5 separate regions of the Homo sapiens genome follow, and all the other regions are linked to region 1. The links are chromatin loops, found by intact Hi-C in ENCODE. Cell type or tissue: PC-9. All regions are shown on one strand.

Region 1 (5,000 bases):
CAAACGGCAGGGCTTTCTTGAATGATTGCTTTAATCACTTTAACCCTGTTTCTGATAGAAAGCTGGAGGCCAGGGCAATTCAGCTTTTTCTTTTGTCATTTGCCTGCCATAAATATGCACCAGTCTGCGTTTGAAAAGCTGAAGGAGGCAGCAAGCTTGCTGGACATTTATCATGTTCTGTTCCCTGTTAACAAGCAAATACTTTAGTTGAATGGGCCATTAGCAATCACTGTCAAGTGTAGAATGCAAGGTGCTTGGATGTGAGCAGCCTGTAAATCAGGGGGTAGCCTCTCTCTGATGAAGCTAGACAAATGAAATGGATCTGTTAATACAGACTGCTGCATTAAGTTAGAAAAAGAAGGTAAAGTAACAGGCACTGGATATGGCCAGCCTATATGCAATACTTTAAAAATGTTTTGAGTCTATGAAAGCTACATAGTAATGGCTACAGTAATTCCCATAGAAACGAGAAAAACAGTCAACAAGGGCAATGTATCTACAGCCCCAAACAGATGCTCAAGTCAGTTGAGAATTTGGAACAAAATCAGTGAAATGGGTCTAAATTATAATATTGCTCATTTAATGACCATTTTTGTCAGACACAGAATCCAAGAGTCTAGAAGGGCCCTATGCTGCTCTTTAAAAAAAAAAAACAACAACAACAACAAAAAAACAGCACTGAATTCCCCTTTGTAAAACACACCAAGATGCACTCCATCAAGAAAGACACAGGGTGTTTGCAGCCTTTGGCATTTTCAATGTCTTGAGAGTTCAGACTCTTCCAAAGTGTGGAGACTTTCCTGTAATGCCAAATAGGGGGCAATCGAGCAAGTATTTCCTTCTGGCTTGACCCGATTGCGGATGTCACTCTGCATGGAACCCAATCGTGGTTTCAATGGCTTATTTTGTTTAATGGCTGAAATGGAAAGTATGGAAGGCAAAAACAAAAGTCTAGCTTACTTACAAGGTTGTTCAGGAGAGAGGGCGGGAAGACTCAACAGCACAGAGATTTTTCTGTTTTTGACTTTAAGGCTGGGCAGCACTAACATTTTTATAATCCTGTAATTTACACCACCTCTAACAGCCTGCCCCATTCAACTCAAAGTTTAAGACTCACATTTACGAGTAAAATTACATCTAGGTAGAGCCCACTGCTTTTGGCATATTGGATTACTACTCATTTGAATTAAAACTAAATTCCTCCCTCCCCTTTTAAAAATTGTATTTTATCTTTTTTTCCAGGGTGGGAAAGACAAAACTCACAGAAGAGCTCTGTGGCTGAGGGAGAGGGACAATGTGTCCTGTTTACCTTTGCTTCTCCCATGCAGCGGGAGAGGGAGCTGGGTCTGAAAAGATGGCTGAAATCAAAAGGTCTCTGTTTTCTTTTCAGATAACCCCAGCCCTACCTATCCCCTCTGGTCTCTGTTCCTTCCCAGCATGTCCCTGCCTGAAGCCCAAATAGATTAAGGCAACGACCGCGAAGTGCAGTTAATCCTACAGAACGGCTGCTGCTGTTAGGCCAGGAGTTAAAAAGGAAAATCTCCCAGGCCCTAACAACTGCAGTGATCTGAAGTTTTAATCAGCCCCAATCTCAATCTATAAAAAAGGCAGTCAATGAAATCTACCTTTGCCATATTATCCACCACCAATGAGCAAGAACTGAGCAGCTTTTCTTTACTGCCTCAGCCATCCCAGACCACAAGTAGAGCTTTCATACTTCCTAATCCCAGTTTCCAAGTCTGTGTGGTTCTCACATAATGCCCAACAGCCTGGAGGCAAGGGCCTTCGTCCCGCGCCCTTTTCAGAGACGTGTCATTTCTAACATCAAGCTAATCTATATGTTGCCATGGCTTCACCCTTTATCTGCCTTTACATCTTATGAACTGCATGGATTTACCACATTATTTTTATCTGAAAGACAGAAAATGGTGGTTTTATTGCCATACAATCAGATTACTGCTGCTAGTTTCTCTATGCCTTTTTACTATACTTCAATCAAAAGGGATCAGTTTCTTTATACTCTGCCCTTGATTTACATCACATCTGTAAAGACCTAGTCTGAGTTGTAATCCCCTTATTAACTATGACCAGGGTTGATTTGCCTAAAAATAAAAGCAAATTGTGTCAGACCCTTTCACTTTGTTTTTGATTCGGAACTACAAAATGGATTACTAAAGAAATCTTCAGAGTTCACACGGCTAGTATCGTGCTGAATTTAAAATGAGAATTAAACAAGTTAAACAGGGGAGGCATGTCAACGGTTTACATCTTCCATCATGGGAGAAGGGCTGAATTGCTTATGTCTTTGTATTCTTTGGCTTTATAGAGACAATGAAGCCACAGGAGTTTTTCCAAGCTGTTCGGAACATGTCCCATTTGCTATCCTTCCTTCTTTGCTGTTCTTATATTCCTCCCCCAGCCTCCTTCTAATTCCCCCCTTAAAAAGAAGGGGGGAGCTGTTCCCTGAAAGAGCTAATTCCTGACTAGAAGCTTATAGTTCTATGGGTTCTGCATATTTTAATCAAAATATTTTAAACAGTTGAGCACTCCTCTTTAAGGCTCTACTCCGCTACACAAAGGGTGAGCTCATAAGCAAATCTATGTAGATGTATATTAAGTGACCTGAAAAACAGGTTCTTTATGTCAGCAGCAAAGGCAGGCAGAGATTAGGCTGATAGGAGGACCAGTTTAATCACCTTCCTTAGAAGAGCACTTCTATTTGTCTAATTTGCAATTAAGTATTTTAAGAATGAAGTTCTCATAAAACGTTAAAGAAATATCTTTCCTAAAAATTTTTTTATTAGGGTCTACAATCTGTATTTCCTTTTCCCCTGCCACTCCCATTCCTATGACGCATTACTGCAGTCACGCTGGGATCTCGAATAGTTTCCCATTAGGTGAACGCACTCTAAAACGTCGCCCGAAGTTTGGTGTCATACTGAAGCTCTCGGGAGCTACCTGGAAGATTTCAGAGGAAGGAAAGACAGCAAGGATTTAGTTGCTCCAGTTGCAATGTCCATCTGAAGGCAATTATCTCACTGATCCACCAACCGAAGGATGCACCTCAGTAAGTTTACAGACAAGAGGTTTTAATATAAATCCACCAATTGTTCTTCAGCTGACTCTGTCTGGAGGAACCATTCAAACACATAGTTTTTAGCAAGCTGGTCTCCAGGCCCATGGCGAATTCACCTGTCCACACACTTTAGCTTAAGTCAGAAGCCTCTGGAAATGTTGGAGTCATCTGCATGTCTTTGCGTCGGCAGAACCAGCGTCAACAGCTTATGCTTTGTAAAAGATTTAGAACCAGGTGCTTAGCAAATCATCTTAACCTCCAGCTCCTGTTTCTGGGGCTTGAAGCTGTAACTGTTGAGGTTAAGATGTGCAGTCCCTAGACACATGATTCTCAAATAAATTCTCATCTGAAAAGAAGGCTACCAAGCATGTTGTGAGGTATCGCTTTAGCTTAGTCTTTGTGCTCTGCCTGGCTCAGTTGTCCTGCAGAACAACGACAGTCCATTACCTACAGTTTATCATCCTGACAAAATGTGAGGAATGTGGATGTGAAAGCACTAACAATTCCACCCCTGGTGCTTTGAGCTTTTTTCTCTCTATATTAAAACCGACAAGATTAACCCAAACGCAAACTGTGGAGCATAGTTCAAGGGGCTATTCAATCAGTGCTGAATGTGCATTTGTTTACCTACAAAAATAAGAATTTCAGACACAATGGAAGGCAGGCTGGCTTATATATGTTATTGAATGGACTGTTTAAACAGCACTATCCATTGTAGTTTATTTTATCAATCTCTGACAGGTCTGTATTTATTCAGAGCCTGATTGTGGTGAAGCCCATGTATTATACGTTATCTGGATATCATCCAGCCATTCTTTTGTATCAAGTCAATTAGTATCAGGAATCCAGTATTATATAGGGAAAAAATTACATGGGAAAAGCAAAATGCTATGTTAACTAACTAGTATGTGATGCACAGGGAATGGTAACCCCAGACATAAGGCATTAGTACTCGAAATTTTCAAAGTCAGTGTAATGCATTGCAGAACACCATACCAATACAGATTTGCTCACATTAAAGTAAAATTAATTTTTTTTTAAAAAAGAGCCCACTACTTTACTTAGGCCAAAATCTCCCTCTTGGAAGAAAATGTTCTACTGAAGTGTTAAGTTAAAAACGGAAGCTAGGCATTACTGTTCTCTGCTGAATTAAAAAAAAAACAAAAAAAAAACCAAAACTTTAAACAACCAAAATGGCTACAACGGACCCAACTCTACCAGAACGTATCAAAGCAATGTGAATAACCTAACAGGGCAGCTACTGTTTCAGCACGCAGGACATCTTTCCATTATTACATACAGTCAGGGACGGGAGAGCCGACAATGTGATTAAAGTAGTTACGGAGACGCTGAATTTACAAAGGGTTTTCTGGACCCTGTATCCAAACAGCTGCTGCATGCTCCCTGTGTCGACCACCTGCTAAAAAAGCTGACCTCTGAATGAAACAAATCTAATTACTGATGGCGGCTTCATTACAAATGAATTGTTCCACAGTTCATAGGAACTGATGTGAAACTTCAATGCATTTGATTACCTTCCTGCCACATCATATTTACCGATTCAAACTTTCCTCTGGAAATAAATATAAAACTTCCCCAAGGAAAGCGACCCCCTGTCATCAGGGGGTTGTATGCATTCTCAAAAACTTAGAGAGGACTCTTTCCTATGGCTCCTACAGGAAGAAATCTTTCTGATCTCTGGAGCTAGCATTCAGCTGCAAGGGAGACCTTTTCCAGGCACACATTATCCAGTCATCCAGGCAGGCCGTTATCAGGAGAATTTTAAAAGAAATGCTGCTGTGGAGGACAAGACAGCAGCAGCAACCTCAACCGCGCAAACGGCAGGCTTCCAGAAACGCAGGGCCCTCGCAGGTCTGGACATAGCTGGAAAGACAGACTCATCTTCATCATCAGAATGGGGGGG
Region 2 (5,000 bases), 59 kb before region 1:
ACAGTTCAGCCCTTGCTTGGCACCAGCCATGGTGAGGGCAGGGCCACAACATGAGATTCCTTTGCTGTCGAGAAATCACCTTGATAGCAACTGCTACTGTTCATAACAGCATGGAAGCCGGCCCTGGCGTTGCGCACACAGAGCTGGTGAAAGCCTCCATTACCTCTCCCAGTGACTCCTGCAGACACACGGCACCCGGGGAGAGGGGAGGTGACGGGCTAATAATTGGGAGTGATAAGGAGCTGCTAGGGGGCAGGGCGAGGGCTTGTCCTGTGTCGACTCTGACAGCGATCAAAGCCAGGCCTTGGTTCCTCAGCTCTCCATTTTGCTAACAGTCTGAAGAATACAAAGCGAAAAGCAAAAGATGCCAAGAGCAGTGTTGCTTTTGAAGGTGAAGGCGCACTCTCCAGCCTGTTTCTCTTGGTAAGTGAAGACAGGAGCAGCAGAGTCTATGAACAAACAGGGATTTCTCTTCTGTTTTGGAAACCCTGAGCACGCCAAAAATAAATTTCGGTTTGTTGGTTGGTTTGACATCTAGTTTTGTTTTGATCACTTGAAGGGAAGAGCGGGGAGATCATAGCTGGGCCTTGGGAGAAACAGGGAAATTCCAAGGAGAAGGTTCCAGGGGGAAGAGGAAGTTCAATTTTGAAAAGTGTCTTTTATACCAGGCCTCCAGAATTACTAGGTGCTTTATTCGGGTCTAAATAAAATCTTATTGACTACAATAGCAGCAATAAAAAGAAACAGAAAATCCCCATGCTGTGTTACCCCCGTTAACACTACTTGTTTTTAGATGATTTAATCTCATAAGCATGAGAAAGCAAAAGCGCTGAAATGCAGGGGGCACCTATTTGGTTTATTCCTTACTCCGCTTTTTTGTTTTGTTTTGTTTTGTTTTTTGTTTGTTGTTTGTTTTGTTTTTTTGAGTCAAGATCTCACTCTCGCCCAGGCTGGAGTGCAGTAGCGCAATCTCGGCTCACTGCAACTTCCGCTTCCCAGGTTCGAGCAATTCTCTTACCTCGGCCTCCCAAATAGCTGGGACGACAGGCGCGTGCCACAATGCCTGGCTAAGTTTTGTGTTTTTAGTAGAGATAGGGTTTCACCATGTTGGCCAGGCTGGTCTCAAACTCCTGACCTCAGGTGATCCTCCCACCTTGGCCACCCAGAGAGTGGGGATGGTTTATTCCCTACACTTCATGCCCAACTTTTTCTTATTTGAAGAAACTCTGAAGCACTTTTTGCTTTGAATATATTAAAGCGAAAAAGAAAAGAAATAATTAGTGCATTATCCTTACCAGCATCCTGTTTCCTAATTCTAGAGAAAATATTTTTACTGAAAAATAAAACTTCTCTTCCAGTGATGCCAGTGCTGGCTGCAGTGTCTCCTCCATTTCGCCTTGTGCTCTGACCCCAAATGATTCACCTCTCCTGGGATTCACAGCCAAGCCAGCCCCGACAGGGTCTCCGATATTTAGTGAGGATCCTTTCCTGCTCTCTGTTCCTTCTTGACCTGTATCTCCTGTTTCCTAAGGCCTGTGCTCACCCTAACTGATGCCCCTGCTAGGGACAGTAAGGGAGAGTGTGGTTAGGTCCATTTGTGGAAACGCCCACACGAGTGTTTTAAGCAGATTAGGATCCCATTGGATTCCTCTTGCTCATTGAAGCCTGTGTATGTTGCATCTAAATAACACAAAATACAACAGCTGAGACATATTGAGTACTCAGCATGTGCCAAGCACCTCGGAGCATGGTCTCATGTGTGCCTCACGACAGCTCTGTGAGCGGTGCTCTTACCACTGAAGAGAAAACTGAGGCTCATGGAAGTAAAGGAACTTAGCTCTGGTCACAGAGGGGGCAGAGGGAAGAGCTAGGATGACAGCAGTCGGCCTGACTCCAAAGCCCCTTCTCTGAGCCAAAACAGTGCATCCAAGCCATTTTTAATATCACAGCTCTTTTTTTTTTTTTTTTTTTAGGTGGAGTCTTGCTCTGTCACCCAGGCTGGAGTGCAATGGTGCAGTGGCATGATCTCGGCTCACTGCAAACTCCGTCTCCCAGGTTCAAGCAATTCTCCTGCCTCAGCCTCCTGAGTAGCCAGGATTACAGGCGCCCACCACCACGCCCAGCTAATTTCTGTATTTTTAGTAGAGATGGAGTTTCACCAGGTTGACCAGGCTGGTCTTGAACTCCTGACCTCAAGTGATCCACCTTGGCCTCCCAAAGTGCTGGGATTACAGGCATGAGCCACCAGTCCCAGCCAGTATCACAGCTCTTAATTTGAAAAATGGAATGTTTGACTCCCGTAAGTCCATCAGCAACATCAATGAATGCTGCTTTCTAGTGGAACTCCCCCTGTAATCATCACACTATTCCACAAGACACAGGGAACTACGTTGTTCTTTCTATAAAGGTATAACATGAAATGCCCCTTGGTCACCAACAGAAAATGCGAGTGTCCCCACAACACCTTGCAGTTTTGGCAAATGCCTTAAAATGTCATTGCCGTTAGTACAATGTACTTCTGAATTATACTAGATCTTGTTACTTAAAGAGTTAATCAAGAGGCACACGTAGTACTAGATCACAATTACTTCAATATTTTGATAACTGTATTTCAAGATATTTGGTTTCCTTTGATAGCTGTTTCAATATAACTGGTTTCCTTGGTGCCCGATGTATTTATGTTATGGGTTTAAAAATATTATTCTTAGAAGGGGCCCACGGGCTTCATCAGACTGCTAAAGAGCTTCTTGGCACAAAGGTTGATTAAGAACTTCTTCTACACTGCCTCTGTTGCATGCAAAAATCATGCCTCCTCAACCATGAAGTGATTTTCTTTAAAATGGACATGTCACTTCTCCTTCACGGGGGAGAGTTGGTTTCACAGATGAGGCATACCCTTAATGCTGGGAGGGTGTGGCCGGCAGGATCTGCAGGGCCCAGCCGACTTTCTAATCGGTCTGGTTTCACCTAAGAGGGCAGCCCCACCCGGTCTCTGAGTCAGCTGTGCACAAAGCAGTCGGAACTGACAAGGTAAAGAACGCCTGACTCCTCTTTACAAACCCCAGGCTCCATTTAAACTGCAGATTCCGCGGGCATTTCTTCTTATCTAACTCCGCCCTGTGGGTTCCCAGGCGCTGACTCCCTCATCCTGCAGTTTCAATCCCTGCCTTGACTCATCCTCCTGGGCCTGCCTCTCCCCTCCAGAGTGCCTGTTCCTGCCTGCTCGGTGACTGAGCTGATCTCTCTAGGAATGACCTGTGTGCTGATCAAGCCGACACGTCTCTTTGCTTCCCGACGTCCTGATATGGCAGCAAAGGGTGGTAGAATGAAGTCATTCCTGCAAAAGAAGCTGTGAGAGGAAATACAGATGCAGTGGCTGAATATGAAAGTGCTTATGTTCCCAAAGGAAGAAAATGCTAAATCTCAATTAGAGGTTGGAAGAAATAATGACGCAGTCTTTTTACTTTTGTTCTTGCTTTTGTGTGTAGTTTTGCTTCTTTTTTTTTTTTTAATCTGTCTGGGTTTGCAAATCTCTGAATAATATCCACAAAGCCATCAGGGGTTCCAGGTTCCAAACCCTGCCATGTGTGATGGTAAAGGTGGCTCACATTTCCCAGGTCCTCCTAAGCTGTGGGTAGAACAGGCTCCTGTTTACACTCATGACTGGAATTTCCCTAGCCCGTCTACCTCCCTTTTAAGCACCTTTAAATTCCCCTTAATCAGTGTAAAAGTTCTCTAGGAAGGTCTTACGTGTGTTCAACAAATTCCTCTTGACTACAAGGAGGTGGTCACCATTTTCCTCCTCTGCTGCTCCAGCTAACTGGGTGTTATCCAGCTTCCGGTCCGTAAGGAGTGACCCAGTGTCCTCTGAAGTCCCCACCCTAGTGACATGCCTACCAAGGGCCATGGCACTGTGGCTGTGGCCTGAAGTCAGCCCCCAGCATGGAAAGCTGGGCTGAGCCGTGCTTTTTGAAGGGAGCTGGTGGGACACAGGCCCGGCTTGTGGCAGCACGCTGAAATGTTTTCTGAATTGAAGTCGTGTGCTCTCACCGCACAGCAGAGATGGCAGTGAGACTGCTCTTCAATGTGTACATTTCCTCCATTTCAGTACCTTGCTCAGGCCTCTGACGGCAGCATGTGAGGGCTGAGGGCCAGGCCAGAGCTGAGGGCGGAGTGGCCAGCAGTGTGTGTGCCCTCGTGCATCAGGTGTCCCTGCTGACCCTGGCATTTGGCATTGAGTCAGGCTGATAAGCCTTGTCTCTGTCTGGTTTTCCGACAATCCTTTCCCAGGAAACCTCTTGGGCAAGTTTGCATTCACAGCCTCAGGCACTGGGACACAGGTTTGGGGTGGGCTAACCCACCTGGTCCTCCAGCAGCCCTAGGCAGTCGTGAATCCTGCGGGGCTGCAGTTGAAGCGCAGGCCCAGACCCCGTCTCCCCATCAGGGCTGAGAGAAGCTGCGCCGTCCTGGAGTGAGTTTCCCACGCCCGCTGCTAGAAGTCCAGTTCAACAGAACAGAGCCGGCCAGAGCCTTTGGGAAGGTCTTCACGGCAGAAATGGAAATTGTAGTTTCTATAAATGTTTGCCAATATTCTTTTTATTGGCATATTGTACCCATAATAAATTATTTGGAACTGTTGTCAGTTGTAACTCAGTAATTATTATTAAGACAAACCCTATGGGGGCTGCTAATTTGCTCTTATGCATTGGCATTGCAATTTTTTTTCTTTTTTTTTTTTTTTTTTTGTTTTGAGACGGAGTCTCGGTCTTTTCTTCCAGGCTGGAGTGCAGTGGCATGATCTCGGCTCACTGCAACCTCCACCTCCCGGGGGCAAGCAATTCTCCTGCCTCAGCCTCCGGAGTAGCTGGGATTACAGGCACCTGCCACTGCACCTGGCTAATTTTTGTATTTTTAGTAGAGATGGGGTTTTACCATGTTGGCCAGACTGATCTCCAACTCGTGACCTCGGGAGATCTGCCTGCCTCGGCCTCCCAAAGTGC
Region 3 (5,000 bases), 150 kb before region 1:
ATGACAGCCAAACACAGAGCCTACCCACTAACCACTGTCCCCATGTGCCCTAGGCAGAGGGGCTTCCCAGGACAAAGGGACTTCCAGGGCTAACACAGGAAAGTCCCAGGCAAACCGGGGCTGTTAGTCACCCTTTGAGGGTGTTCTCTGGGCCACGGCTCCTTATGTCTGCTCACCTGTAGGCCCTGCCCCAGGAGGCTGCTTTAGGAAGCCCTGGGCCGTCAGGGTCTGATCTGCTTTTCTTTGAAAGTCCTTAACCTCTCCCTGTGTAAGTGAAGAGTGGTTTGAATGGTTATAGTTGCTTTGCGTACATCTTAAATAAGAAAAGTCCATTCATGTGGTCTAGAAAGGAAGCAATAATTCTCTTTTCTGGCTGGATTTTGGTTTCTGGTTTTTTTTTTTTTTCATTGGAGACAGAGTCTCACTGTGTTCCCCAGGCTGGAGTGCAATGATGCAATCATAGCTTACTGCAGCTTCTACCTCTGGAGCTCAAGCAATCCTCCAGCCTCAGCTGACCAAGTAGCTGGGATTTCAGGCACATGTCACCACAGCAAGCTAATTTTTACATTTTTGTAAAGACAGGGTCTCACTCTTCTGCCCAGGCTGCTCTTGAACTCATGGGCTCAAGTGATTCTGCCATGTCAGCCTCCCAAGTGCTGGGATTACAGGCTTGAGGCACCATGCCTGGCCTAGGAATAGGTCTTAATCAGTGCTTCTCATTTGGCCACGTCTGGAGACCCCTCTGGTTGTCACTGTGGGAGAAGCGGTGCTCATGACATCTCCCGGGTAGAGCCAGGGTGCCGCTGTGCCTCGCACAGTGCCCGGGGCAGCCCGCACGGCACAGCATTACCTGGCCCAGAATGTCCATTGCACTGAGGTTGAGAGACCCTGGTCTATGTTAATCCTGGGACAGGATCAGCAACAAGCTAAGGAGGAGTCGGCTGAGAGGCTCATTCGGGGACCAGAGGTCTCCCTAAGGGCCCCTCAGCTGACACACTTCCCCAGCACCTCTTTGTGGCAGGGCAGGCCAGCTTTCCCAAAATGAGCTATGCGGGTGAGGCTTCTCCTTGGACTTTCCTCCTTCTTCTCCATTCTTCTTCCTTTCCAGCAGGCCGGACCCCAGCGCTCGCCTCTCCATGCCAGGACGCTATGTGCCTCGGTGAGTCCCTGTGCGCGCATAGCAGAGGCGCTCTCCCTTTCCACGGGGTACTGCTTTCCCTGGGAGACGCGAAGAGGAGAGGAGGGCCCGAGTTCAAGCAGGGAGGGAATTCAGAGAGCAGTCATTCACCAAGTCCCCTCCAGCCCCAGCCCTGTGAGCCAGTCCTGCGGGTCCTGCCTTTCGCTAAGAGATTCCCGATTCCGCTCCCTCCGGACGCAGGGAGGTTGAGCAGGGGACACGCAGCCTTCGCCCTTCCCAGTTTTCTCTGTGTGGCCTCTGTCTCTCTCTCTCTGTCTTCAGGAACCAACAAAAGGCAAATGAATTCATTAGGGAGACCAACACCCGCCATGTGCCTTTCTTTTTTTTTTTGAGATGGAGTCTCGCTCTTTCACCCAGCCTGGAGAGCAGTGGCGCGATCTCGGCTCACTGCAAGCTCCGCCTCCCGGGTTCACGCCATTCTCCTGCCTCGGCCTCCCGAGCAGCTGGGACTACAGGCGCCCGCTACCACACCTGACTAATTTTTTGTATTTTTAGTAGAGACAGGGTTTCACCGTGTTGGCCAGGATGGTCTCGATCTCCTGACCTCGTGATCCGCCCGCCTCGGCTTCCCAAAGTGCTGGGATTCCAAGCGTGAGCCACCGCGCCCAGCCATATTTGCCTTTCCTTTTTTGCTTTTTCAGATGGGGTCTCACTCTGTCAATCAGGCTGGAGTGCGGTGGCCCGATCTCAGCTCAGTGCAACCTCTGCCTCCCAGGTTCAAGCGATTCTCCTGTCTCAGTCTCCTGAGTAGCTGGAATAACAGGCATGAGCCACCAAACCCGGCTAATTTTTGTAGAGAGGGGTTTAGCCATGTTAGCCAGGCTGGTCTCGAACTCCTGGCCTCAAGTGATCCACCCACCTCCGTCTCCCAAAGTGCTGGGATTACAAATATGAGCCCCTGTGCCCGGCTGCATTTGCTTTTCTTTAAGGCCGTTATTTAGGACTCAAGAGAGGGACGTCAGGAGAAAAGGTGAGGGAATTGCGGGCGAGAGTGGAGAAGAGGGTAGGCAAGGTTTGGAGAAGTTGCTTTGTTCAACAGTCACCAGCCTAAGCAGCACATCAGTGCTTTCAAGTTAAAGGTAGGAAATGGAAGATAATGTATCCTGTTGAATCTATAGGGATAATTCAGAGATAATTAAAAATATAATGACCCAAATTGGGACTGAGGAAACACGTTGGCATTAACCTCCTTGCCCGGAGAGAAGGTGCCGGGAGAGCTCGCGGTAGGTTTGCCACTTATTTAAGACTCCATCTCCACTTGTTCCTAACCCACTGAGAAATCGGCTCATTATTGACTCAGAGGGATGAACGCCAGATCCTGACTCACCGGTAACCACTTCCTGCAGAAATCCTCCAGCCCTGTTAGAAATGCCTCAGCCAGGGGGACTCATCTCCTCAAACCTGGGGGACCGAGACCTATGAGAGGTCACAGCATGAGGTGACGGAAGTGCCATGTGCACAGGGTTGATTTGGTGGCTCTAATTCTTATAACATAAAAGCTTGCTTCTTAGCATAGTTCTTGCAGTGTTAATTTTAGAGACACATAACGGAGAGGAGTAGGGAAATAAAGACCTGTCTGGTCCTTCCCCACTTCCCTAATCCATCTGTCTCCCTTGCTATGTCTCTAAACCTTCTCCAGCCAGGACATCGGAGGTACCCAGACATTGTTATGAAACTCCGCATGTGCCCCTGGTGGACGCTGCTGGACCCAGCATGCACACTTCTCGGCTAAGAGTCACCCTGGATGAACCACCATTGCCAGCGGGGAGCATGTTGCAGCTTTCCCACGCAGTGGATGAGAACGAAGGTTACGACCATTGTGTGGGAGGCGTCTGTGTAGCAATTGCTGGAATCACTGTGAGTAGTCCGTGTCACATGTGTCTCCCCTGATCTCTCAACGTCTCTTCTTCCCTCTCCACTCCCACTGTCTAACTTTATTCCTCTTTTTTTTTCTACCCCTTTCCGGAGACAGTGTGGCATTGTAGAAAGACTGAGCGTGGGAAAGAAGACGCATTCTGAAGTCACCCCGATTTATGTTAAATTATCACCTTGACTACTGCTATAGAACGAATGTTTATGTCCCCCACCCAAATTCGTATGCTAAGACCTAATAGCCAATAAGATAGTATTAATAGATGGGGCCTTTGGGAGGTGAGTGGCTCATGAGGGCAGAGTCCTCAAAACCAGATAAGTGCCCGAATAAAAGGGGCCCCAGAGAGATCCCTTGCACCGTCTACCATGTGAAGTGTAGAACACAGCGAGAAGGCCACCTATGAGCCAGAACGTGGGCCCTCACCAGAACCCAGTTGTGCTGGCACCCTGATCCTGGACTTCCAGCCTCCAAAATGACGACAAAGAAGTTTGTTTTTCCTGAGCCATCCACTTCAAAGTATTCTGTCATAGCTCCCCAAATAGACTAAGACATCTACTTAACCTTGGTCAAACGTTTAACCTTGGAGTCCACGCCTCTGAAATGGTGACAATAACACTGTGTATTTCCTACTTTATGATCAGGATTAATAAATGTAATTTATTAATCAGAAATTAGTAATTTCTGATTATTAATTCTATGGTGCTTGATACTTGATTGAGGCTTATTTAATATTTGGATCTCTTTTAATTTTTTTCTTTTTTGCTCTTTCTTTCTGCTTTTCCTCTTCCCCTTTTCCTATTGAAATAGAATGCAGAGGATAAAGCAAGCAAACAAAAAAACTTCCAGAAGAATCACAGAGTTTTAGACCTAGAAAAAAACTGAAAAATCATCCATTCCACTCTCCTCATTTTACAGATGAGGGCATCGAGCCTCAGAGAAATGAAACTTGCCCAAGACCACACAGCAAGTGAGTGGGGGACTCATGACCCAAGACACTTTTTCCAGGCTTCCTTCTACCACATCATGCTGCAGAAAACACAGCAGATGGGAAGAGACGAGGCATGTGGTTGCCATTTCTGTATTACATCCAATTCATATTTCATTTAGAAAATGTATTTCTAGAACTTGTTAAAAAACCTGAATGATTTTGATTGAAGTTTTTCAAAACTAGGATTACTATGCTTCTAATGGAGATCAAGTTCAAATTTTTAACATATTTTGCCTTATTTTGCCACTCCCCTCAAAATATCCATAGTATTGAATGCCCAGGTTTCCTGTTTGGAAAAGCCCGAGGATCTGTGCACACTCTGGGCTACTCTTGCCCAGCTCCTGACTGAGGCACTGGACCTGGCCCGATGCTGCTCTCTGCTGCTGCCCAGCTCTTCTGCTCCACCGGCAACACTGTACCCAGTTAATCATTAGGGCCCTTGTCTCTGTACAATTGCTCTGTACAACTCGATAAAATAATCCATGCTAACAAAAGTCTAGAATGGAAGGTGCCTGCTATGGTTTGAATGTTTGTCCCCTCCCAAATTCATGATGAAATTTAAGCCGTATTAGAAAGTGGGACTTTTGAGAGGTGATAAGGCCATGCAGGGCCCCCCTCATGGGTGGGATTGGTGCTGGTATAAAAGGGTGAGCTTAGCCCCCTGCCTCTCTCACCTCCTCACCTTCTGCCATGTGATGATGCAGCAAGAAGGCTCTCGCCAGATGTCGGCACCTTACTATTGGCCTTCCCAACTTTCGGGACTATGAGCCAATACATTTCTGCTTATTGTAAATTACCTAGTTTCAGCTATTCTGTCATAGCAGCACACAACAGACTAAGACGCTCTTCAACTCACTCCTCACAATCCTGTGTTGTTCTAGGAAAAACTGTGTAATTTAACATTGCCTCTTTAGAGACAACGTCCCTCCTCTATCTCTCAG
Region 4 (5,000 bases), 180 kb before region 1:
AGAAATATCCATGATATCTGCTCCAATCAAACCACTTAAATCCACTTTGCAGTGGCATATGAAAATGAAGCCTAGCATGAACTGCAGCTCTGCACACCAGGAATGGCAACCAAGAAGCAAGCCAACAAAAATATCAAGTTGCCCAAGAATCTTAATTCTTACATCTTCTTTATAAAAGTCTTGTATTTGATTAAAAAGATTAAAATTGCAAATATTTTTTGTTTTATCTAAACTCTAGCTTTAAGAAATACTAAAAATAAGAGTAATGAAAAAACTAGTATCAAAAATATTCAGATATGGGCCAGGCACAGTGTAATCCAGTACTTTGGGAGGCTGAGGTGGGCAGATCACTTGAGGTCAGCAGTTCGAGACTAGCCTGGCCAACATGGTGAAACCCTGTCTCTGCTAAAAATACAAAAATTACCCAGGTGTGGTGGTGCATGCCTGTAGTCTCAGCTACTAGAGAGGCTTAGGCAGGAGAATCACTTGAACCTGGGAGGCGGAGTTTGCGTGAGCAGAGATCACCACTGCACTCCAGCCTGGGCGACAGAGCAAGACTCCATCTCCAGACAAACGAAAAAACAGTTCAGATCTAAATTCTGAGCTCATTTGAAAGCATAAGCTAATTATTGACTTAGGAAAGTTCATACCCAGATTTAATAAGTTGTTGTTTTATGTCTTTTGTTGAAAGGCAATTAAATCTCACATACAAGTAGTGAAAGAGTGAGCTGAAGCAAAATCAAAATTGTAAAAAATAACACAGAGTTTGATAAAAGGATGAAATAGGTCAGTTTCATTGAAACCATATTGATAGCAGATTTGGTTCAAATTTAGTTTTTTTCTTACCTAATTTTTAAAAAATGTTAATCTTCATCTTAGCAAGTCTAACATCAAATGTCTTTTGACAACTGTACAGGAGTTTGCACAATTTATTTAAAAATTCAGAAGTGGAGAATATTAACTTTATATTTAAAATGCTTAAACTTAAAAGTTGGTCAATAAATAAACAGCATAATATCAAATAAGAAATAAAAGGGTCATATTTTATTTTAATTTCAAAGTCCTTGTAGTTCCCTAGGACATGAAAAATTTTAGTCTGAATCTCAAGTATTCTTTCTAAAATTAATTATTTAAGGCTTTTCAATAATCTATAGTAGTAAAGAATCAAAGAGGAATATGGTTTTTAGTCTTTAAGAACTCTTACTCTAGAAAAAAAAATCCAGTCCCACTTCCCACAAATGCCAACACTGCAGTTGTAACAGAGCTTGTCAGGTAAAATTAATAGTGTCATTGCATTATTTTCTCATTGGAATGGGCACAAATGAGCAAAATAAGAGCCTAGAAAACAATAATAAGATAAATCTGGCACTACTGATTGATTCTGGCTTCTATTAATTTTTATGTCTCAGAGTAAGAAACAAGCGCACGTTTAGTTTCTGACAAAAATACATTTTTTATTGCTTTCTCTATTATTCATCAAATTAGAGCACCAGACTTGATATCTGTGAAAAGTTAAGCCAATCAATTTCTTGGAAATAGACAGGAGATGTTTATTTTTAAGAGCTATTTACCAAGCTAAACATTTTAAGAACTGATGATACCTTTCTTTTTGGATTATTTATTTTTGAATCATGTGAAGAATTTCAACATGTAATACTGTTAATGTCAATTAATTAAGTAATTTCAAGTAAGTCATTCTTATTTTTAAAGTTCCCTAAAGGAGTTTTATTTCCCTCTAGTAATTGTGAAATATTTGGATAAACACTTGCTGTGTGAATTTGAGTGTCTTTCTTTCACTGCCTTAACACTATATCAAGTAATTAGTCCACAGGACTAATTACAAGCATACAGATACTGTTGTTATTAAACTTGTTCACACAGATTAAAATAAGAATGGATCTTAGCGTTGTACAGTGCACAACTTACCCAAGGGTATATGGCAGACCTGTTTAGTGGTATAGGTAGTCATTTTACGATTATTTTTTTAAGCAAAATCATTATGCTATGACTAAGTCCCTTTTTGCCAGATCCATACTTTAGATAGGTTACCTATATTGTTACTGCCACAAAAGAGACCATAGGGCTCATAGCAACAGAGGCAGAATAAACGCCTCAGTGAGATTCCAAGAGCATTAGTCATTTGACAGCTTCTTCTTGTTCACAAAAAAGCAAGGGCAAGCTCAATCTTTCTGATGAACTGAAGGACAGGCGCAGACAAAAGGCTGATACTAGAGTCTGATATTTAAGAACAAATGACAACTCTTAAAATGTGCTCTAGCTCTGAAATGCACAAGAAAATATGAAAGTCATTTTCAAAGCCCATTCCTTGATGTTTCTTTTAAAAAAGAAACATCATCTCTGGAGCTTTTGATTAAAGAAGGGTGTAATCACTCTTTTTAATTCACTCTGATTTCACCTCAAAAGGGACGCTCAAGTTCTCTTTATCCCAGTTTGGCTCTTACTTCAAACCAAAGATTTTTTTAAAAAGTTATCACAGTTTGAAGGCTCTTCCCAAATGCTTGGAACTTCGGGGATATTTACACATACTAAACTATACTTTTTAAAAAAGAAATTGATGGTCCTTATCTGCCAGAGACTAAGTCAGAAGCATTTTAGTTTAAATACTGTAGCATAGATCATGGGACATAACCCAGGCATGGAATATATATACTTCAAAACTATCCCTGCTGTTTCTCTGCATTCGCTAATATCTCTACGGCAAACATGCCATGCTTTCTAAAATAATAAGGAAAATTGCCTTTATTTTTTTTTAAAAGAATATGTCATATATTGTGCTTGAAGATTAAAATCTGAGAATCAGCACCATTTCAGGTCCAAAGATGAGAGATCCTGCTTCCTACGGTGTAACTACAAGAAGAAGAAGAAAAAAAAATACCTCAGAAACCATTGTGTTAATTGATAAGTGCACGGCTCAATAAAAGAATGGGAAAGGGTTGAGAAGCAGGGGCAGCCAGGGCAGTTAACACTCAAAAGCTGGTGAGCCTGTCCAACTAATCTGCCTCGTTTGTTTTCACAGCTTTGCCCGGAACATTTGCAGGGATGGCCCGACACTCCCCGCAGAGCCTGAGAGCGAGTGGCGAGCCAAGATACCAGCGGCACAATGTTTCACCTGCGCTGCCAGATACTCAGACAGAGAAAACACACGACAGTTTGTCAAAACAGCCATCAGCGCGGCGCGCTCGTTTTTTCCCGCAGCCCCCGGTCCTGGCTGCCAATGTACACGGCCAGGTTTATCTAAGGGCTGGAGAGCTCCTCTCTTAAATTCCCGGCGAGGTGGGGATGATGTGGCACAGGAAGGGACCGGGAGCGCTCCCCGGGGAGCCCAGGCGCTACCTGGAAAGGGTTTGCTAGACCCATTAACCCAGGTTCCCACAGCCTTCAGTCTTAGTCAGCACCTGCACGGTGAAATGACTCAGACACAAGGAAACCATCAGGATCAAGAGGGGCTCTGAGCTTCACGGGGAAGCTGGGCTTTTTAACCCCCTTTCCCCCACCATTGCCTGACTCATATGATTTAAAAAAAAAAAAATACAGCGTGCAATAAAACCTGAGGCAGAATCGGTCTGCCTTTGTCTTCCCTTTGTTATCGTGCAAAGCAAGCATCAGGGTTGCCTTTGTTGGCTTTCCAATTCGTTGCCAGCAGAAGCCCATGTGATAAGAACTTTTTGATTAAGCTCTAAATCTTTGGCACATATCTGCAATGCCTAATTATGAAAGATCTAATAATATGTTCCTTGTGTTTCTCTGACAACCACATGCATCTCCATTCAGCATCCCTGACGCTATTGGAAGTAGAGAAAGATACTGACACTACAAATGATTGCACAGAGAGGAGGGGGCATTCCTTAAACCTACACAGAACGGAGGCTGATGTCTTCATTAGACACATACCTAGCAGAAGACAAAACAGATTATACACAAAAACAGTTCGTTTAAAGTCAATTTTTGTCAGGAAAAAAAAATTGTGTTGCTTGGCAATTAAAACAAGTAGAATAAGATACTTTTTAATTAACATCTTCAAGTGGTAGAGGATGTTCAAATGTTGCTACTGTAGAACTTTCTGCCTCATCCTCTGTCTTTTTTAGATTATATATTTCTAAAAATACATTAGGTGACAGTTTAACAGGCAGGAGAAAGTATATTGGTTTTCTATACATATGGAAATGAGCTCTCTCAGGCAATAACTGGAACAATTGTGGCAAAATCTGTATCAAAGGCAGTGGAAGCTGGGCAACGCTCCCTTCCTATGATCGGTGTGTGAGCCCTGACTTAATGAGCTCCTACTAGAGGTGCTACCTTGAACAAACAGTGCTTGGTCACCTCCATGCCCCACCCTACAGGCTGCCTGAAAAGTACATAAAGGGAGGCTTCTTAGAAGTGAGATTTACCAACTACATTTGACATTTGATCAAAACGTATGCATTTGCCTCCCTGAAACAGAAGTGAAAAATACCAAAACGCTGTCACCGTACCAGGGGGTTTCAGTCTCAGCCTTCTGGGAAAACAATCAGGCAATTCTGTTCCCTGACATGCTTTAAAATATACTTTTTAGAAAATAATCATGGATTCTTACACAGAATCAATAGGGTGCCCATGAAACCATTTTAGTCACACTCTCTGATTCACAAGACTGAAAAATGGGATCAATTATGGCAAGTAAATGGGTGGAGAGGGGGTTCTCTCGCCATTGAGCTGAGACCTCCCTGGCAGCTTCTCACCTGGGAAACTCAGAGCCATCTTCACTTACATCCCAAAAGATATGCAATACGCATTATTTCTGAATTTTTAGAACAAAAGATTAAACAATAGATAGAGGAAGTCATCAGGCTCCATTTTCCAAATGTCAAAGTCATTCTGCAACTGCTTTTCCTAGCTCACCACAAACCTCATGGTTGTATCTCTTTGTCTTTTGGACTCGGATTCTTCAAGCACTCGAATCCTATGATCCTGTTGTTTCCCCTTTTCTGGCCTTTCACTGA
Region 5 (5,000 bases), 430 kb before region 1:
TATGAGTCTGTTTGGCATTTTAGAAAAATTACCCTGACTCAATGTAAAAAGGGGATTGGATAAAACAGGCAAATGTGTTAGCTCACTGCTGGGTTGAACTACTCTGTTGGGGTATAGCCCTGAACTTACAGTTAGGGACATAGTTAGCTCTCCTAATTATGGTGTACTTTAGTTCTAGTGGTTCTCAAACCTGATCAGTAGAGCCAACCAGTGAGCTTTTAAAAAGGCACATTCCTGCCATCCCCCTGCCTCACCTAATTCAGAGAATCTGGAGAAATGACCACACACCGTGCTATGTCCTTGCACCATTCATAGGTGACTTACGTACTGGTGAGTATATCTTTGAGGGGACCACCAGCTCATCATTGTCCACTCTGGACCATTCCAACTTTGGAATCCAGGAGGCTGTCTCACAATGGGAGATGCCACATAGCAGCCTACAAACACATTCCTCTCACAGCCATGCCCAGCAGGAGCCCTAAGTTATCCATATTGCCTCTTACAACATCCGTAATAGGCTTATTCCAAATGTGTCTTCTGCAATAAAGTTGTTCTTGATCATTCTAATCAGACATGATTTCTCATTCCTTTGCATTCCCATAGGACTTTGCACTGTATGATAACCTTTATCATTTTGCACATTATAATCTCATTTCTTAAATCCTGAGACTTGGTTGGTTTTTGGTTTTGCCTAGGGTAATAACTTGTCAATACCTATTTAATTGACCCGCTTACAGATATAATAGGGGGAGGATGGCTTCAAAGAGAAAACATACAAACTCATTTTTTAAAAGCCTGTATCTTTGAACACAAAGATGAAAAGTAAAATAAACATTAGCTCAAGAGGAGACCAGAGGTTGTAGAATATTGTATTGTCATGCCTGGAGAAAAATAAACACTCGATTTCCAGATTTTTTCACTGGGATTCTAAAGCATCAGAATAAAGCAAATCGACTTTAGGGGAAAATAGAGGTAGAAAGATAATGGGGTTCTTGCAAGTAATCCCCTGGAGGGTACAGGCAAAAAAGAAAGGTCCTTTAAGGAAACAGAACTTCGTAACAGTTATGGGTGTAATATTTACCATATGTCCCATATGTTTTCAAATTACAAAAGTGCAACTCTTTCCCACAGCGCATTTGCAAGTGGACCTGACAACCCCAGGCCACAGAAATCAAAGACGGTAATCTACCATAAATTCTGCCACGCTAGATGGAACGAATATCTGTCAGATTTTTTAACTTAAACTTCTCTTCCTTTAAGAAGGCAGCATCTGGCTCTAAACTGCACATTTAATTTAAAAATCCTTTAATAACAGCATTAATTCTCATCGTTTTGCATTCTAGCAGTCTGTGACAAGCAAGCATGCGCTGCGTGCGTCAGGCAACCAGACTGCAAAGAGGAGAGGAGGCTGGGGAAGCCGAGGCGAGAGTTCAGGGAGGAGGCCGGGGAAGCCGAGGCGAGAGTTCAGGGGGCACTGTTTGCCTGGAGCCCTGCTCCGAGATCAAATCAGGGGCCGAGGACGTGTGATAACGAAGGAATAAAAGTTAGAATTCTTTTTGTCTAAGCAGAAGATATCTTTCAAATAGGACAATGCACTTGAAGCTTATAAAAAGCAAACTGGGCCCTTAAGAAGGAGAACTCAGCAGTGGTGACAAAGGCCAAGAATCCTGATCTTTGGACACGAAGTTAGACTTGGCTTCAATTGCAATTTCTAATGATCTTATTTTTGTGCTCTCCCTTAACCCTGGCTCAGTGCTTATCTTTTTAAATGACTTGTTCCCTTTCGTTGAAAAAGCAAAACTGGGAACCTCTCACAAAGTAAAGGCCACACACCCTCTGTCCCCACCCTAGGGCAGGGCGTGCAAGGAGGGAGGTGCCCTACTAAGAACTGAGAATTTACTAAGAGTAAATTCCTCCCTAACGCTTAGCAGCCTGACTTAGGAAAGAGGGCAGGGTGGCTGTGATCCAGAAGCTGAGGGTGTCCCCAGAGATATAAGGAAGGGGATGTGCTGCAGTGACACACCTGGCTTAGGGGGAGAAGGCAGGAAGGGCAGAAACTAGCTGGGTTGGGGGGTGGGGAGGCAGGAAGGGAAACCGAGTTTGGAAGAAAGGGCCCCTTCTAGTGAGACTGAGTAAGCACAGAAAAAAAAAAAAGCCCCTGCTTTGTGTGGCCTCCCTAGAGCCTGGGGAATTTGCAGGAGATAAAAGGCCAGACATTTCCCCCTGAAGACTGCAGGGTAGCACCTTTGTTTGTGAATGGCACACACCCTGGGGTGGGGATTCCTTTGCGGTTGCCATGACGGCCTGTCACACAAAGTTACATGTCCTGCTCTCTCCTCCCTGCCGCCCCAGCTGTCTTAAAATGGCCTGGATTTTAACTTCTGCATTCAGAATGGAGGAACTTTGCTTCTTAGGGTTTCTAACGCAAATGACCTAATTTTAAAGTCCATTTCCCTCCGCCGGCCGAGCAAATCTACATGAAGGGTACCCTGAGAATATTTTATTTTTGTATTCAGTGCCTTTTCAAATTTTCTGTTTTATGTAAAGCTGTGTTTGGGGCATTAACAATGCATAACGATAACCACTTAACAAACACTGCGAAGGGAATCTGAAGTAGGTGGCCTCTAGGGTGGGGGAAGAAAGAATAGAAAGATAATTCTCTGAGACCGAAGAAATATTTCCCTAACTATGATTTCACAGTAAAAGTTTCCTAATAAAAAAATGTTGTAAAGGAGGGTCTTTTAAAAAGTGGTCTGTGGTCTGACCCCTCTTCAAATTTACTTTTATGACTAATGTTGGGTGACCAAGCAATTATTATACTACTGAAAAATCTCATTAACTGCCTGAAAAATCAGCCAGTAAAGTGGGCCATGTCTGGTTTCTGCTCAACCTCATAAAACCTTTGAAGTCCCATAAGCGACCACATAATGACAGTAGAACTGGGGATGCCTCGACAACCTTCTTTCCTTCAGTCCCTCAGCTCGGCTCTAGAAGGCAGGCCCTGAACACCAGGGATTTTTGCCCACTCTATTCACAGTGTCCCTGGCACGTAAGAGGTGCTCAGGAAATATTTGTTAAGTAAGAGAAATTTAATTATTGTGATATCTGAGGGATTAAAGCCAAAAGTTAACCATAATAATATCCTAGATGATTTGAGGAAAATAAAACATTTATGCTGGGAACTTTTTTTAGATAAGATGTTAACTTGTATTTTCTTTCCCTGCATATTAGATCCCTTTTCTTCTCTCTGTTGAAGCCAGTAGCATGGGCTGAGCCTGTTTCCTCAAGGGCTCCATAAAGTCATATCCCAGCAAAAAGCCTAGTATGGTGTTTCTAAAATTACCTAACCTTTGTTGCAGACAAAATATCCTTGCAATAATCACGAAGAGAGAAAGATTTTCTCAAGCCAAGAAAGAGATGGTCAAGGCTGGTTGGAGGCACGCTGGTAAGAATGGAGTTCTGTGGATCTTGGAGCAATGAATATTTGTCAGAAGCAGATCTTTGGGGCTGGCAAGAGCTCAGATTGGGGATGGTTACAGTTGGAGGAACCATGAGCAGCCTAGAGAAGACCCTTATGCACCAAGTGTGGTAGGGGAGCCCCAGAGTCAGGAGCGCCTGTCCTGTGGGCACAGTGAGCTTGAGACAGCTGTCTTGGAAGAAACATTTGAACAGGGCTTCACACTTCCAAGGTCTTGACCTTCCTCAGACCCCCTGAACACAGGTCTCAGAGGAGGGAAGGGGAAAGTCAAGATACACTGAGGTCAAATGGTCCTGCAAGGGTATTAGTCTGTTCTTATACTGCTGTAAAGAATTTATCGAGACTGGGTAATTTATAAAGGAAAGAGGTTTAATTGATTCGCAGTTCAGCATGGCTGGGGAGGCCTCAGGAAACTTACAATCATGGCAGAAGGGGAAGCAAACACGTTCTTCTTCACACGGTGGCAGGAATGACAAGTGCCACGCAAAAAAGGGAAACCGTCTTATAAAACCATCAGATCTCACGAGAACACGCTCACTATCACAAGAAAAGCATGAGGTGACTGCCCCCACAATCTCATCGCCTCTCACAAGGTTCCTCCCCCAACACATGGGGATTACAATTTGGATTACAATTCAAGATGAGATTTGGGTGAGGACACAGAACCAGACCATATCAGCCAGCTATGCAGGAAGGGGTCCCAAAATACCATTTAAATTAGCTCATAGAAAATATATTGCTCTTTCTTCTGGTACAACGTGAGTTTTTGAATGGAGATTTGCACGGAGTATACATTATTTTAAAGCAATGCATTTTAGAGCAAACACAGATATACTTCGTATTCATATGAATTTATAAAAGCAAATTCATACTTCAAAGAAACATCATGCTCCCTTGGGCTGTGACTTCTGTCTCACTCAACTATCGGTTCGATGAAGCAGAAACTGTGTTTTGCCTGTAATGTCTTCCCAGGGCCTGACACATCACCTCACTCAGAGGAGGTACCAAATATTTGTTGAAATAATAAATGAATGCATGACCTCCTCTGCATGCATTCAATAGAAAATTTTCAGATATTCTCAAGATGATGCAAAATATATGTACACACCAGGCACTATACCACTGTCTATTTTTAAAAACATGGTTTTCTTAGGCAGATGTGTATCATTAGCAGGTGTAACTACGAATGATCCTATGGGTCTGATGATATGAGCAGATTAAACACCCTCTCACATTCGTTTGCATTCTCTCTTGGAGCCAGACTCTGAATAAAACAAATATTAGCTCTCTGCCTTTTATATGTTGTTTTCTTCTTTAGGTTCTTTCCAGCCATTCTGTGTCCAAATGGCTTTACAGTAGTGTATCTTCAAGATGCCTATTCTTTATACTTTTACTTTCCAACCATTCCCAATCTGAGAAACTTTTTCTCATCCAGTGCATGTCAGTACCCGGTGAGATAGATATATTTGGTACGTATCAGTAGAGGCATATTCTGTTGCTTTCTTCTCAGCACAAATCATAA

The links. A loop is a pair of places that touch in the nucleus more often than their neighbours do. Peaks named below come from ENCODE experiments on the same cell type or tissue, not always from the same donor. Only the 100,000 strongest peaks of a DNase experiment are listed, where the experiment ranks them.
Region 2: it touches region 1 in a loop (5-fold over the local background); 5 of 110 quality-filtered maps call a loop at or near these places.
Region 3: it touches region 1 in a loop (6-fold over the local background); 5 of 110 quality-filtered maps call a loop at or near these places.
Region 4: it touches region 1 in a loop (12-fold over the local background); 4 of 110 quality-filtered maps call a loop at or near these places.
Region 5: a loop joins it to region 1, with 5 times the contacts of the local background. A loop is called at or near these places in 7 of 110 quality-filtered maps.

Annotation. Positions count from the first base shown.
Region 1 is chr13:106,527,830-106,532,829 of GRCh38, forward strand. All of the region lies in intron 1 of EFNB2 (ephrin B2), which reads right to left. Among named protein-coding and RNA genes, the nearest start is that of EFNB2, 5.3 kb to the right of the region's middle. In PC-9, no CTCF peak of the experiment used is centred here; a DNase peak (open chromatin) is centred at 2,642; H3K4me3 peaks cover 2,972 bases; H3K27ac peaks cover 3,456 bases.
Region 2 is chr13:106,469,159-106,474,158 of GRCh38, forward strand. LOC105370346 (a long non-coding RNA gene) reads right to left here. Exons shown (of 2, transcript XR_002957491.2): 2 at 2,589-5,000. Among named protein-coding and RNA genes, the nearest start is that of EFNB2, 64 kb to the right of the region's middle. RefSeq lists enhancers at 2,615-3,814, 4,092-4,779 and a silencer at 2,983-3,277. In PC-9, no CTCF peak of the experiment used is centred here; a DNase peak (open chromatin) is centred at 3,093; H3K4me3 peaks cover 1,410 bases; H3K27ac peaks cover 3,277 bases.
Region 3 is chr13:106,374,030-106,379,029 of GRCh38, forward strand. LINC00460 (long intergenic non-protein coding RNA 460) reads left to right here and starts at 2,535. Exons shown (of 3, transcript NR_163477.1): 1 at 2,535-2,636; 2 at 2,838-3,055; 3 at 3,879-4,566. RefSeq lists enhancers at 1-396, 2,073-3,272. In PC-9, no CTCF peak of the experiment used is centred here; a DNase peak (open chromatin) is centred at 2,502; H3K27ac peaks cover 1,286 bases.
Region 4 is chr13:106,346,124-106,351,123 of GRCh38, forward strand. All of the region lies in intron 1 of LOC107984626 (a long non-coding RNA gene), which reads right to left. Among named protein-coding and RNA genes, the nearest start is that of LINC00460, 28 kb to the right of the region's middle. RefSeq lists an enhancer at 2,666-3,313. In PC-9, no CTCF peak of the experiment used is centred here; DNase peaks (open chromatin) are centred at 2,088 and 3,398; H3K4me3 peaks cover 1,315 bases; H3K27ac peaks cover 3,448 bases.
Region 5 is chr13:106,098,538-106,103,537 of GRCh38, forward strand. No RefSeq gene overlaps it. Among named protein-coding and RNA genes, the nearest start is that of LINC00460, 280 kb to the right of the region's middle. RefSeq lists an enhancer at 1,757-2,624. In PC-9, no CTCF peak of the experiment used is centred here; DNase peaks (open chromatin) are centred at 1,924 and 2,224; H3K27ac peaks cover 2,505 bases.